2 separate regions of the Homo sapiens genome follow, and region 1 is linked to region 2. The links are chromatin loops, found by intact Hi-C in ENCODE. Cell type or tissue: endothelial cell of umbilical vein. All regions are shown on one strand.

Region 1 (2,500 bases), 100 kb before region 2:
CCTAGCTGGGAGCAGTGGCTCACACCCGTAATCCCAACACTTTGGGAGGCTGAGGCAGGTGGATCACTTGAGGTCAGGAGTTTGAGACCAGCCTGGCCAACATGGTGAAAACCCGTCTCTACTAAAAACACAAAAATTAGCTGAGTGTGGTGGCTTGCGCCTGTAATCCCAGCTACTCAGGGGGCTGAGGCAGGAGAATCACTTGAACCTGGGAGGCAGAGGTTACAGTGAGTCGAGATCGTGCCACTGCATTCCAACCTGGGCAACAGACTCTGTCTAAAAAACAAAAAAAGAAAAAAGAGAGCAGATCCTGGCTTCAAATCCATTCCTGTCTACTCCAAAATCTGCCTTCACCACCACAGAAGTACGGGCTCACTGCAGTTGGGCACACAACAAGCTTAAGCTAACCTTACTGCTTATTTAAACTATAAAGCCATCTACTGAGGCCTTCCACAGAAAGTAATCCCCACCCCATAATATTTTAAAATAAAACTTAGGGTTAGTTAACAGTACTCCTGAGATGCCTACAGTGTACAGTTGAATAATTCACTTAACCTGAATTGAGGAAACATATGGCTGGGTGCTTGGCCAGGCCAAATTGCCACATCCTCCACTCCATTATTTCTTCCTGAGGCTGGGCTTGCGGTAGACCCCGCAGCCCTGAACGACTCCACCCACAGGCCCCATGGGAAAAGCTGTGACTGAAATGCTGGCACAGCCGCTGCCACCCAGGCACTCGAGGCCTCCGAGGGGTGTCCCCCTCCTGGGCTTTTCACCCCAGCACTGCAGATAAGAAAATGAAATGGAAGTAAGGAGCCAGGGGGATGGGGGCAGCAGCTCCGTCCATCCCCACCAACTCCATCACCCCAACCTGGGGCAGAAGACCTGGACTTGTAACTCACAGACTAGGAAGCATAGGCCAGATACAGATAGAGGCTTCACCTCAGCTGGCTGCAGAGGGCAGGAGGGCTGCGTGTCATCACATCCTGCTTCACCCTGGTCCACCCTCCCCAAGGAAAGCTTCCTGAGGAAATCCTGACTGCTACAGAGAAATGGGTGGTTCAGCCCGAGGACGTAAACAAGAGCAATGTGTTTTGTTCTGTTTCCCTGCAGACCTGCGCAGGGCCTCTGGCTAAACAATTCTTTGGCAGCCATGCAACTAAAAACCAAGCTAAGCGGTGGCTCAGACAACTAAAACTTGTAAGTAAGAATGTGCATGGTCAGACTCAACTGAGGATTGCTAAAAGGACTGAGGTGTGTTCTCACCTAAGTTTTTAGCTTAAGGAAGCATAATTATAAACCGCGATTACTTTTGCACCAACCTAATACAATAACAAAAAGATACACTGTGGCCAGGTGCGGTGGCTCACGCCTGTAATCCCCGCACTTTGGGAGGCCGAGGAAGGTGGATCACCTGAGGTCAGGAGTTCGAGACCAGCCTGGCCAATGTGGTGAAACCCTGCCTCCACTAAAAATACAAAAATTAGCCAGGTATGGTGGCAGGCGCCTGGGAGGCAGAGGTTGCAGTGAGCAGAGATCACGCCATTGCACTCCAGCCTGGGCAACAGAGCAAGACTCAGTCTTAAAAAAAAAAAAAAAAAAGCTACCCACTAGTTACAGAATCCATCAGAACCCAAAGATGATGAGAAGGAAGGGAAATTACTTGCAGAAGCGTATCCAAATGGAATCCTTGGCTTATGCCTGTAATCCCAGCACTTTGGGAGGCAGACGGGCAGGATCAGGAGGTCAGGAGTTTGAGACCAGCCTGACCAATACGGTGAAACCCCGTCTCTGCCAAAAATACAAAAATTACGCGGGCTTGGTGGCCCGTACCTGTAATCCCAGCTACTCAGGAGGCTGAGGCAGGAGAATCGCTTGAACCTGGGAGGCAGAGGTTGCAGTGAGCTGAGATCGCACCATTGCACTCCAGCCTGGGCAACAAGAACAATACTCCATCTCAAACAAACAAACAAACAAAACAAATGGAATCCCTATTTTCTTTTAGTTTTACAAATGACAAAATTCAGGCCCAAACCTAAATGCTTGCCGAGCTTATACTCAGGATCCAGACATTGCAAGTCAGACACCAGAAATGCACCATCGCCCCACCAAGTCCGGACAAGACTTTAAATGAAGTTCTTCTTGTTCTGTTGTCTGCTCGTCTCCTTCCAAGTATCCAATATTTTCTTGTGTCTATATCTTAGCAACTAAGTTCCTCAGCACAGTGTCTACCTTTCTTAAACTTCTTCTCAAAAATGATCTCTATGGGTTTTTTTTGGTTTGTGTTTTTGAGACAGGCTCTCCCTCTTTTGCCCAGGCTGGACTGCAGTGGCGCGAACACAGCTCACTGCAGCCACAATGTCCCAGGCTCAAGCAATCTTCCCACCTCAGCCCTCCAAGTAGTTGGAAATACAGGCAGCGCTACCATGCCTGGCTAATTTTTTTTTTTCTTTTCTTTTTTGAGACAGAGTTTCACTCTATCCCCCAGGCTGGAGTGCAG
Region 2 (2,500 bases):
TGCTTATTACATGAAACGAGTGGCTATAATTTCCAAAGACATAATTCAAACTGGATCCAGCATTGTTATTCCCCAATGCCTTATCTGACAAAGTTTAGAACTGAGTAACCGATATGAAGCCATTATAAAGGAAATGCAAATATCTGAAACTCATCTATTTATTAAAATCAATCTCCATTATCTTTCTTCTTAAAAAGCTTAGAAATAAATATAGTCTCTGAATATTGACAGTATTTGTGGCTCAAACAAAGCTGAGATGAAGGCTGGACTCAAAACAGTGCAAGAAATAGAAAGGAGAAAATATTTTAAGGTTAACTACTTAGGCCATGCAGGTAAATGTGACCCCAGAGGGAACAGAATTCCACAAAGCTTAACTTTTCAATGACAACATGAGAATGTTCAGCAGAAGCTGATAGACCAACCATTCTGTCAGTTTGATGCTTTCAAAATGGTAGATGAGGGAAATTGCACAGAGTTGAGCAGAGTTTTACAACTTGCATATCAGCAGTTGATTACATTTTTTCTTGATATTTTCCACTTTTCTGCGACATAGTAGCTTGTTTGTATGTTATTTACATTAAATGTTATCTGCCTATCTTTCCCATGTGAGCTTCAAGTAATAGGGTAAGCTTTATAGAACTGTGCAATATTTCCTTTTGAAAGAAAAATAATAAAAATTTAGTTGTGTCTGTACCACCTGGAGGTCAGCTCTCTTTGTGGACATCAAAAAGCTCAGCTTATTATTTTATTTCACAATATTTGAATATTTCTTTTTAAATGAAAGATTCTTTCTGTGCATTTCCTAGCATCCCAAATTGTTTGATTCAGAAAAGTTTCTTATCATTGCAAATCTCTTCAGTCAGTCAAAATTTCCTGAACTAGAAAGTTCAGGAACTAAACGGAACTGAGAGGCTGGTGATGATTCCAGCACAGAGGAATAGCTAAAAGTCGTATTATTTATTGTTCATGTAGTGGGTTAACACACATTGGCCTTTCGTTCGTGGGATTCATAAAGTTTCACATGGTTTTGAGATGATTCAAGGGTGAAGACTTTAAACAACATCCCTTCCAACTCTCAGACTATGATTCAACACATTGTTTCTCATAATTGCTTGCTGTTAAGAGTCAGCTAAGGATGCCTGTTGAAAATAGACTCCACGCCCCCTTCCCTTCGAAGGCTGATTCTGCAGGTATGGTGGGACTCTGGGGCTCCTTATCATTGGGAAGGTTTAAGAAACATTTTATTTCTTGACTCTTAATGTTGGATGGATATTGGAATCACTTGGGGAGCTTTACAAAAGTAGCACTGGGGCCGGGCACGGTGACTCATGTCTGTAATCCCAGCACTTTGGGAAGCCTAGACAGGCAGATCATGAGGTCAGGAGATTGAGACCATCCTGGCTAACACGGTGAAACCCCGTCTCTACTAAAAATACAAAAAATTAGCCGGGCGTGGTGGCGGGCACCTGTAGTCCCAGCTACTCGGGAGGCTGAGGCAGGAGAATTGCTTGAACTCAGGAGGTGGAGCTTGCAGTGAGCCGAGATTTCGCCAGTGCACTCCAGCCTGGGCGATAGAGTGAGACTCCATCTCACACACACACACACACACACACACACACACAAAGTAGTACTGGGCCTGGGTCCCACGGAAGAGATTCTGGCTTAGTTTATGGTGTGGCCCGGGCATTTGGATTTTTTGAAGCTTCCGGGTGCTTCTAATTTGCAGCCAAAGTTTAGAACCGCTGACTTGATTGAAACAATAGCCAGTTATCTGTAACATATGTGAAAGCAATATCTAACATTTCCATTAAGACATACAAAGTGCTTTTACAGATGTGTGTCTTATTTGAATCCTTGACAACCTGGTGAAGTAGGTTAGAGTTGGTTATTATCTTTCCTTTACAGGTAAGCGAACTAGACTTCAGAGAGGTGAAGTAGTTTGATGGAGGACCACTCGCAGCAGAATTCTGGAACTGCTGAGGTGTACCTTAGGCATGCTACTACCTCACTCTCTATGTGCCCTGGCTCCTACTAGCTCTCCGGCTTTCCCAGCCTCCCTTTAAAAGAAAAGAAAAGAGGCCAGGCATGGTGGCTTACACTTGTAATCCTAGCACTTTGGAGGCTGAGGTGGGAGGATCACTTGAGCCTAGGAGTTCAAGACTAGCTGGGGCAACATAGTGAGACATCATCTCTACCAAAAAAAAAAAAATTAAAAAAAAATTGGCTGGGCATGGTGGTGCACACCTGTAGTCCCAGCTACTTGGGAAGCTGAGGTGGGAGGATCACTTGAGCCCAGGAAGTTGAGGCTGCAGTGAGCCATGATTATGCCACTGAACTCTAGCCTAGGCAATAGAACAAGACCCTGTCCAAAAAGAAAAGAAAAGCTCTCTTGTTTCTAGAGCTTCTCTTACGTTGGAATTGTTATTGATAATAATACAACAGCAGTAGGAGCTAACATTGGGCCCTTTGTATACATTGTGCTAAGAGCTCTACATGCATT

The links. A loop is a pair of places that touch in the nucleus more often than their neighbours do. Peaks named below come from ENCODE experiments on the same cell type or tissue, not always from the same donor. Only the 100,000 strongest peaks of a DNase experiment are listed, where the experiment ranks them.
Region 1: a loop joins it to region 2, with 6 times the contacts of the local background. A loop is called at or near these places in 1 of 110 quality-filtered maps.

The regions. Positions count from the first base shown.
Region 1 is chr6:148,366,074-148,368,573 of GRCh38, reverse strand. The region is part of intron 1 of SASH1 (SAM and SH3 domain containing 1); the gene reads right to left. Among named protein-coding and RNA genes, the nearest start is that of SASH1, 24 kb to the right of the region's middle. RefSeq lists enhancers at 276-1,151, 1,152-2,028. In endothelial cell of umbilical vein, no CTCF peak of the experiment used is centred here; a DNase peak (open chromatin) is centred at 1,043; H3K27ac peaks cover 2,500 bases.
Region 2 is chr6:148,266,488-148,268,987 of GRCh38, reverse strand. It overlaps a transcript of SASH1 not described here. Among named protein-coding and RNA genes, the nearest start is that of SASH1, 75 kb to the left of the region's middle. In endothelial cell of umbilical vein, no CTCF peak of the experiment used is centred here; a DNase peak (open chromatin) is centred at 1,037; H3K27ac peaks cover 1,824 bases.